Linked DNA regions of Homo sapiens: region 2 is linked to region 1. A link is a loop called in an ENCODE intact Hi-C map of the cell type or tissue named here. Cell type or tissue: dorsolateral prefrontal cortex. All regions are shown on one strand.

Evidence for each region. Hi-C counts contacts between places; a loop is a spot of excess contacts. Peaks named below come from ENCODE experiments on the same cell type or tissue, not always from the same donor. Only the 100,000 strongest peaks of a DNase experiment are listed, where the experiment ranks them.
Region 2: it touches region 1 in a loop (5-fold over the local background); 10 of 110 quality-filtered maps call a loop at or near these places.

Annotation. Positions count from the first base shown.
Region 1 is chr6:35,137,905-35,142,904 of GRCh38, forward strand. TCP11 (t-complex 11) reads right to left here and starts at 3,435. Exons shown (of 10, transcript NM_001370687.1): 1 at 3,301-3,435; 2 at 2,843-2,980. The coding sequence starts at 2,966. In dorsolateral prefrontal cortex, CTCF peaks have their summits at 2,188 (motif pointing left) and 2,391; a DNase peak (open chromatin) is centred at 2,197; H3K27me3 peaks cover 700 bases.
Region 2 is chr6:35,046,912-35,051,911 of GRCh38, forward strand. All of the region lies in intron 11 of ANKS1A (ankyrin repeat and sterile alpha motif domain containing 1A), which reads left to right. Among named protein-coding and RNA genes, the nearest start is that of TCP11, 92 kb to the right of the region's middle. RefSeq lists enhancers at 864-1,712, 1,713-2,559. In dorsolateral prefrontal cortex, CTCF peaks have their summits at 2,116 (motif pointing left), 2,328 and 3,160; DNase peaks (open chromatin) are centred at 1,520, 1,910 and 3,140; H3K4me3 peaks cover 2,928 bases; H3K27ac peaks cover 5,000 bases.

The sequences.
Region 1 (5,000 bases):
TGTATAATTTTTCTATAGTAAAAAGATTTGAAAATGTAAAAAGGAAAAATAAGGTTACTGTAGAAAAGTTACACAGGAGAATGCCCCTGTTCTTAGATACATGATGAAATATTTAGAGGTAAAGTCATGACTTTGTATCTCACCCCAGTTAAAATGGCTTTTATCCAAAACTCAGGCAATAACAAACGCTGGTGAGGATGTGGAGGAAAGGGAACCCTCATACACTGTTGGTGGGAATGTAAATTAGTACAGCCACTATGGAGAATAGTTTGGAGGTTCCTCAAAAACCTAAAAATAGAGCTACCACATGATCCAGCAATCCCACTGCTGGGTATATACCCAAAAGAAAGGAAATCAATCTATCGAAGAGATATCTGCACTCCCATGTTTATTTCAGCACTATTTATGATAGCCAAGATTTGGAAGCAACCTGTGTCCATCAACAGACAAATGGTAGATATACACAATGGAGTGCTATTCAGCCAAAAACAAAAAAACAACACAAGATCTTGTTATCCGCAACAACGCAGATGGAACAGGAGGTCATTATGTTAAGTGAATTAAGCCAGGCACAGAAAGAAAAACTTCACATGTTCTCACTTATTTGTGGGAGCTAAAAATTAAAACAATTGAACTCATGTAGATAGAGAATAGAATGACAGATAACCAGAGGCTGGGAAGGGTAGTTGGGTGGGGGGTTGGGGGGTTGCAGGGAAGCACAGATGGTTAATGGGTACAAAAAATAGAATGAATAAGATCTAGTATTTGAGAGAACAGAATGACTGTAGTCAACAATAATTTAGTTGCACATTTTAAAATAACTAAAAGAGTATAATTGGATTGTTTGTAACACAAAGGATAAATCCTTGAGATGATGTGTACCGCATTTACCCTGATGTGATTATTACACATTGTATGCCTGTATCAAAATATCCCATATACCTGATAAATATACACACCTACTATGTACCCACAAAAATTTAAAAATTAAAAGAAGTCAAGGCCAGGTGCTGTGGCTCTTGCCTATAATCCCAGCACTTTGGGAGGCTAAGGCAGGCAGATCACCTGAGGTCAGGAGTTCGAGACCAGCCTGGCCGACATGGTGAAACCCCGTCTCTCCTAAAAATACAAAAATTAGCTGGGCATGGTGGCACATGCTTATAATCCCAGCTACTCAGGAGGCTAAGGCAGGAGAATCGCTTGAACCCAGGAGGTGGAGGTTGCAGTGAGCCGAGATCGCACCATTGCACTCTAGCCTGGGTGACAGAGACTCCGTCTCAAAAAACAGCTAGTTTATAAAAAAAAAAAAACCCATCAACAACAACAAAAATTAAAAGAAGTCAAGACGTTGCAATTTTAAAAGGCAGGAGGGGGAAATACAGGGAGAGAGAAAAAGCAATACGGCAGAATATTAACACTGTGGGCATTCACTGTATTATTTTTTACTTTCCAGCAGACTTACGATATTTAAAAATAAAAAGTTAAGGAGATTGTAGACCTTTACCAAAAATCCACTGAGTCTCTGCTTAGGTAAACATGAAGGTGAACTGGACCTTAAGTGGACGCTTGAGGTTCCCTTTATTTCTGCAGCCTCTCTGAAGTCTTTAGTTTCAGCCAAAATGGCAAAACACAATCAAATATGTAAACAGACTCACTGCTAATTCACTAATGCTAAATGAGAGCTAAGAGAAAATCTTCAGAAGGGGATTGAACTACAGCAGCTTATTGAGGGACGGAGGGAAATATACACAGAAACACTTTCCAACTACAACAAATCAAAGTTCATAGCCTGCCTTGATAAGACTTCTGTTGCTCAAAAGTTACACAGCACTAAGCAATTCCAAAACAGCTCTAAAATTCAGGAATGAGGAGAGCTCAAAGAGAAATTAGAGATAAAATTTAACCGAAATAGATTTTAAAAATCCAGATCCCAAGGACAAAGACATTTTCAAGTAATATAACAACCAAGTCAACCTAATACACAAAATTTCAAATTTTTTTAAAAAGGAATTTGATTATTCATTTTACTGAGAGTTGTTTTATATATGGACTCATTTAAATAGACACCTCAAAAACTTAAATTGTGTGTACAAAAAAACGGATTTTTCATCCTACCTCAGGTTCATAGCTGTTGGAAATGACCCCAATATGCCTTTTGGTGCCATTCAGTTAACCAGCAGCGACCTCATGTGGCCACAAGAAAAACCAATCTAATTCAGCCGCAAAGCCTCAATCTAATTTTTCGCATTTCAATAGTCAAGAATTTTATCTTGAGTTGTTGCACACGGACAGCTCCTCAGTTTGATGACTAGTTACGTTCTCTGGAGATTAAGAGAAATACAGCATGAGTCCCAGTGAGACTGGACCTACCACGAAGCGCGGAGAAGACCTTGTGCCCCAACAAGAACACAAAAGAACACCCACTACAGAACCGAGCTAGAGACTGGGCCCAGGACACTACTATTTCTTGAGTTAGCAAAGCGCTGAGAAAACCCAATTCCCGTCTGGGATCATTTGGGTTCTTTAAAATCAATCCCAGATCTATCTGCCAATCCCCCCTACATATTCAAAATACAATACAAAGGAGGGCTTTGAACCGACTCAGTCTCAAATCTTGTCAGATTCAAGTAATCACGCTTGGGTCACTTCTTTCTCTAGAACCAAAAACTCTTTGAAGACCTCTGCCCTCGGGCCTGTAAGTAAAGGCGGGTGGGGGAGAAACGGAGAAAGACAAACGAGAGAGGGATAGTGAAGAGAGAAAACTTGGGGGATGGGGGGGCCTGCGGACCCCCCACACTAAGCACCCCCTAGGGGGCCACAGGGACTGCCGAGCTGGACCTACAGGGAGGGGGGTCCTCGGAGCCGCTCTTGTCTTCCTGGGGGGGTCCTGAGGTTTCGGGCTTACAGGACCTGCCCTCTGAGTCGCCAGGATATTTCGGGGGCACACTCTCCTTGACGTCTGGCATTTTGCTGATGGTATCTGGGTGAGGGAGAAAGGCGTGTTGTTGGCGTCGGGGAAGGGGCCTCCCCAATTGCCAAGGGGGTCCCTGGGGGCGGCGGGAAGGGGGGTAGCGGCCTCAGGGTCTTGGGGGTGCTGAGGGGCAGAAAGGGGCAAAGGAGCGTGGAGGAGCGGAAGTCGAGAGTGGGACAGAAGTGGAGCGCTGGGCGGCAACGAGGAAACTAAAGCCACAGAAGCCCGGCGCAGGGCGGGAAGCGTGGGAAGGCCCCTTCCTTCGCGGCGAGGTGCCCCCCTCGCCCGAAACGCCGGCCCAGGCCCGCCTCCGGCTCCCAGGCCGTCACCTCCTCCTCCCCCGCCGCGGGTCATCCACTGGCGTCCGCTCGGTGGGCCTCGCGGCCTGGCGGCCTGGAGCGTACCACCGCGGCGGAGCGGCGGGTTGGGGCGTCGCACGGTGAGAAAGGCCGGGGCCTGAGAACAAACCGCCGCGGTCGCCGGGGCAACGGGACGGGGCACGTGCCCCCCCCGCCAGAGCCGGAAGCGGCAGGCTCGTGCGTCCCTCCTGAGCTCGAAGCCAACCAGGCCTCGAGCGGCTCGCTGCGGCCGGTTCATGCCGGTCAGCTCCCGCCCCTCGAGAAGGATGGCCTGGAACTGCTGAGACGAGGCCAGAGCATGCATGGGGCTTTTCTTCAGGCTGTTTGGACAGCCGAGAAGCCGAGCCACACCCAGGAGGGTTGTTTCACAGCGTGTGCCGCAGGGGCGCAGGGGCCGCGCTCTTTCCTCACATGTGGGAGAAGCGGAGGAGCCGCCAGGGCTGGGGCCAGGCTCTGCCCACTGGGGTTCCGCCCGTTGTCGCCCTCCGCCTCCTGGGCTCTAGCCCTTGCCTTTCTTGACTCTAAGTCTACTCTGTCGCCCTTGCAGTGATGTGAAGACCTGGAGTGCCCCTGCCTGAGAAAATAGAAAGGAAGCGTTTCCTCTTCACCTGCTCCCGTCTCTCTTTATTACTGTGTCATGACTTCTTACCATAAAAGTGTACAGTAACAAAACAAAACAAAAGATGAAAGTATTATGGTAAGAATCCGGGCGCGGTGGCTGACACCTGAGTCCAGCAGATCTCCTGTCAGGAGTTCGAGTCCAGCCTGGCCAACATGGTGAAACCCCGACTCTACTAAAAATACAAAAATTAGCCGGGCGTGGTGGCGGGCGCCTGCATTCCCAGCTATTCGGGAGGCTGAGGCAGAGAATTGCTTGAATCCGGGAGGCCGTGGTTGCAGTGAGCTGAGATTGCGCCACTGCACTCCAGCCTGGGCAACAGAGCGAGACTCTGTCTCAAAAAAACAAAACAAGGCCAGGCGCGGTGGCTCGAGCCTGTCATCCCAGGGCTTTGGGAAGCCGAGGCGGGTGGATCACCTGAGGTCAGGAGTTTGAGACCAGCCTGACCAACATGGAGAAACCCCGTCTCTACTAAAAATACAAAATTAGCTGGGCGTGGTGGCTCATGCCTGTAATCCCAGCTACTCAGGAGGCTGCAGCAGGAGAACCGCTTAAACCTGGGAGGCAGAGGTTGCGGTGAGCCGAGATCACGCCATTGCACTCCGGACTGGGCAACAAGAGCAAAACTCCGTCTCAAAAAAAAAAAAACAAAAACAACCTTTGCCTTGTTAGTGTGGAGTGTGGATGTTTCTTGCACAACTCTTGGGTTTGGAGGGGGAAATTATAAAGACACCCAAAAGCATTTGTGCTTAAAAAAAGTCCATTCCACCTTGAGGCCCAGGCATATACCAGGGGAGTGGCCTAGCCAAGTTACTGTTTATCCAGAGCATCTCAGACTCATCCATACCAAACCTACCCCTTCCTCCTCCTCGCCCTCTCCTGCTATTTCCCTCAGGGATGCCAACTGTGAAGCAGGCCAGCCTTCACCCTAAAACCACCAGAAGTGGGAGGAAGTTGCATGATGACTTCAGCAAAGAGTTCAATGAAATATGATGCTTCCTTATTACATAGGGAGATATTTAGGCTGGGTTATTGATTTCTCTTTAAAAAT
Region 2 (5,000 bases), 91 kb before region 1:
GCCAGCCAGTCCTCACCCAGCCTCTTCTGGTAGTTTTCCACTCTAAATTTTGCCTATTCTAGAACTTCATATAAATGGAATCACTGCAGCATGTGCTCTTTTGTATGTCTTATCTGAAAGGTTTTAACTAGTGCTTTAAACTGAAGTCTAGGGACTCTGTCAACTTCATTTATACACCTTCTTCCTGTTTCGCAAGTTCAGAGGTAATTAGGAGTGGTAAACTGCAGGAAATCTCAAGGCAGCTGATGGATCCTGATAGTGTATTTGTATTAAGTATGTATGTATGTATTTTTAAACCTTAAGTATATATAATTTGGTACTCAGAATCCTACATTTGACCACCCTGATATTATAAGACAGGTGTTCCCCTGTAGAATCTGAGGAGCTAAGACCCCTTTCCCTGGCCACACTGCTAAGGAAATTGATTCTGAGTAGAAGTTTAGGATGTTTTCTTTGGCCTGGTTTTATCCACAGCCAGACCAGCAGTGTGCTGTAATGACATTCAGATTGTGAAAGAACCAGACCGAGAGACAGTTACTTGGAGGCTGGTGGGGGTGCCCGAAGGACCAACTGGCAGATTAACCAGTGTTTTTAGGTAACTGCAGGCTTTCTGAGGTTTGTGTACTTCCTCCTCACCCCTCCCCACCATGCCTGGGTGAAAAGTAGATTGTGTACATTGAACTAGAACCCAAATACATAATCCTCATTAATCTTTTAGATTCTTGTCCCACTTATTGAAGCCAGTACTTGGCTTATAACCCAGAGTTATGTGGCAAGCAGTAATAAAGTTAATTGGAATCTAGGTCTCCCAACTTTTTTATTCTTTCAGCAGTTTCTTGGCGCTTTGAGTAAAAGATTACTTTTACATTAGGCTGTTCTGGTATGAGAAGGTCATTTGGCAAGTATTGGTTCCGTGTATTTCCTTCACGTCATGTCAAGTCAGGGCCATGTATTTCCTCCCGGTCATGTTCATGTCATGTCCATGTATTTCCTTTCTGTCAAGCTGCAGATGTGGGCCTAAGCCCTGACCTCTGAGTCAGGGAAAGGGCCAGCTGGTAGTTGCGGGGTGTGAGGTGCTTTTGGGGAGCAAGACCAAATATCAGCAACCCAAGAGGTATAGGAAAGACAAAAATGAGGGGGCAGGTGGGAGGTTAGAGCCTTAGACCACGCTCTGGAAGCCAGAGCTCCGTGGCTTTCCTCTCTCCACCAGCCTAGCCTGGTGCAAAGACAAAAGGCAGGCTTTAATTGGAGCCTTTGTCAGGGAAGACGGACAAAGCACTTTTGAAACAAAACAGCTCTGTTGTCTCTCAGCCTAGTAGGAAAAGGGGAGTTGAAAAAGAAGGTGACGATGTAAAGGGGATTGAAGTAGGGGGACACAGCAATTAACATGGTAACAACCCAAATGCCCCACGGTAAGACACAGCTGAAGTGGAGACTGAGCCCGCTCTGTGGAAAAGGGAGTTCCTCATTGTTAGCCGCCATGTCTGGTCGCCTCGGCAAGGACAGCCCTGAGCCCGCTGGCAGATAGTTACTCATTCCCTGCCATGCGCCTTTCCCCTCCCCCATCCCCTTCTGCCTCCCTCTCCTAAAAGCAGTTGACAAGGTTAGAAAATCAGGACAAATAATTTACTTCAATCCATCTTTGTTTTCCTGAGGCCATGCGCAATTCAGTCTGGGAGGAGAAGGAAAAAAAATCACCCAGACCCTGGCCAGTGACCCTTTTTCAGATGTGGAATCAAAGCCCACTCTAGGCTGAGAGGCGTCTGCTGCTAAGAGGCAGAAGACAGAGATGGTGATGAATTCTTATGTGGTTTCTGGGCCTGAGAGTGCAGCTGTCAGCAGTCTTTAGGGTTCTCTGCACAGCCTAAGGAACTGATTTTGACGTCAGCAGTCGCCTGATGGGATCGGCACAGAGCATCTGGTGAGGCTGAGGAGGCTGCGGCTCAGTCGCTCAGCCCCCGGCTCCTGGGAAGGGGGAGCACTGTCCAAGCAAGGCCATCGAGCCAGAGGAGAGGGTCTGCCACTTTGCCCCCGTGCAGCAGGAAGCAGGTTCGGCTGCCAGTGGCACCAGCGAAAGTGAGAGCACTGCCCTCTGTGGGCAGTTTGGGAGTGCCTGTGGAGGAGAGCTTCAGTTTCCTCACCTGAAAAGTAGGGTAATAAGTTTGCTTGGCTGTGAGTCGAGGCTCTGCAGGATTGCTCAGAGAAGGGATCAGCTGAAAGTTGTGGAGTGTGAGGTGCTTTGGGGGAGTGCCAACCTTGTGCCAGCAACTCAGAGAGTCAGAAAAACGTAAAAATGAGGAGGGAAAGGGAGTTAGAGAATTCATACTGGTCCAGAAGGGAGAGTGTTGGCTGCCTTCCCCCCTTCCCCTGTTAGTGTAAAAGTGACCAGTGTATTAGCGATAGCTAACAAACATTTGTCATCGAACACCACCAGTGTGCTAGCTGTGTACAAGGCATATGGTGGGATCTAAAGAAAACAGCGTGGCGCAGGGTCCTTACCCTGAATGGTTCTTTAGTGTCTCTGGGACACACCATAAAACAGTTAATCAGGGAAGTAATCCTGCAAAGCAGAAGGTGTTTCTGGGCCAATAAGGTCATCAGTGCCGAGTGGAAGAGGCGAGGTGGAAGGTGTCTCCCGCCCCGTGGCTCAGGCCTAAGGAGACTGATGTGTGTTTTCCAACTGGCAGGGGGTCCTAGGGCACCAACAGCTCCCAGGCAGCAGAAAGGGTGTTAGGAGGGAATGTCTGATGTCAGGAGCCAACTCAGTTATAGAAACTTCTCTCGTGCTCCCATTTACACCAAAGGAAAGTAAAAGGAAAGTGATTCCTTTCCCATCCTCCTCTACATGGGGCCCCAACGAAAGACATATTGACCAGACTGATTCCTGCTCTCCTGATATTTGGCCCCATGTCGTAGCCCTGCACACAGCCGTGACTTGTACTGCCTCCTGAAAGGGAGCCAAGTTACACCAAAGCTTGAGGTCCGCCTGTGCCCAACACACTTCCTGGCACACAGAAGACCCATCAAAACTCTTTCTTTCCCCTCCTTCAACTCCCAGTATTTATTAAAAAGCTAGTTGTCATCTGCGTGGCTCTGCCGCCTGGTGATGGGGGATGGAGACCTCTCCATACAGAGCTCCACCTCCCATCCCCACCCCGTGGGCAGCCAGAATCCTGCGGTCTAAACAAGCAGATGTCAGATGGCCTGAGCAGCAGTATCTCCAGTGTTTGTTTTTGTTCTTGTTTTCAGCCATATGGGGAATACATTTTACACAGCCCTGGCAGGGAAAAATAGTCTAAACAGAGTCGTCCTGAAAACTTTTTGAAAATGGAGTATTTCCAAGCATTTTTTGAAGACAAGAGTCCATTATGGTGATAACTTTCAAGTCCTTATATTAACAAACACGAGTATAAGTTTTCAGTCAGTTCACGTGAAGTGCACTAATAAGGAAGCATGGCCATTTCTCATCTCTCTCCAAAAATGTCACTCATCCAAAACCACAGAAAAAGAGGAGAACACTAAATGGTGCCCGTCCATTACACTTAACCTGCCTCTTCCCCTGAAATGCAGACCATTTCTGGGAAAGCTGCCTGTTCAGATTTTTTTTTAACTTAAAGCTAGGAGGTTAAACTGCATGAAGTGTATAGATCAGAATGATATCTGCTGTGTCTGAACGCTCTTCTTTGTGTAGATTGAAATGATCTTATTTCCTCTCTGCTGGTTCTGGGCATGAGGGTGAGTCTGAGGCAAGGAGAGAAGATGAGCTCCGGCTTCTCCCCATCTGCACAGCTCAGGCTGAGGGCTTGGGCAGACCACAGCTCCAGACACTCTGTGGTGCCAGGGTGGGGACCTGCCAATCTCTGCCCAAACAGGACCTCTTCGCTGCCATGTCCCTCCTGGCCCTGAGCTTCCACCAAGACAGGTTCCAGTTGCTGAGGAAGGAGTCCAGGGTTACAGGCTGTGAGTCCATTGCCGAGGACCCTGAGTTTTTCTGGAACTAGAACCAGCTCAGCTTGACTTAGCCATGGCAGTTCACAGAACAATAGAACAACTTCCTAGCCTGGGCAAAATCGTCCTGAGAGCATCCATTAGCATTTCCCAGCCGGTCTGCAGTCTGGAACACCTCACATGGATACCCGGGTTTCTGGGTCAGGCACCTGTAACCCCAGTGCTTTGGGAGGCTGACGCGGGAGGATCCCCTGAGCCCAGGAGTTCAAGGTTTCAGTGAGCCATGATTGCGCCACTGCACTCCAGCCTGGGTGACAGAGCAAGACCATGTCTCAAAGAAAAAAAAAAGAAAAGAAAAGAAACCTGGGCTTCTGCTGGCCTATGTCAGTTGACTAGTGGGTGACTCCTGGGGCAAGCAGGAAAGAGCAGAGCGGAGAAGCAGCGAGGGTGCTCAACTCTGTTCACTCTGATGCCAAAAGGCCCTTCGGCAAAATTTCACAAATTGTACCACCAACGGATGCTGATTGGACAGGCCAGCTGGGGCTTCGGATGTTAAGTGATTATGGTGATAATGAAATATATAATATGACTTTATTTCAGAGGATACCCTGGAGTCACCCCACCATTTCAGCCCTTTCCTTCCCCAGCACGCTGCATGGCCGTGGAGAACAGCTTTTCCAGTGCAGACTCTAAAGAAATGGAAACTACACTTTGGTTCATTCACAGATTCATTCAATAGGTTCTCTATTTACCATGTGCCAGGCCCAGCGGGTGACAAGGCAAATAAAATACGCTTGATGCCAACCCTCATTGGTGTCTACAGTGTTAAGCTCTGCGTGTGAGTAGAATAGAATGCGGAGAGGCAACTGGGAGATGGGTAAGGGAGACTTTTCTCTGAATAACATTTTGTATCTTTTGAATTTTGAATCATGTGAATGTATCAAAAAATAAGTGTAAGTAAAAATATTTTTACAACTTTAAAAATAGGTTTTACTGGACTGGAGCACTCAGAGGACAACAGAGCGGAAGTGGAAAGCAAACTAACCTTTTAT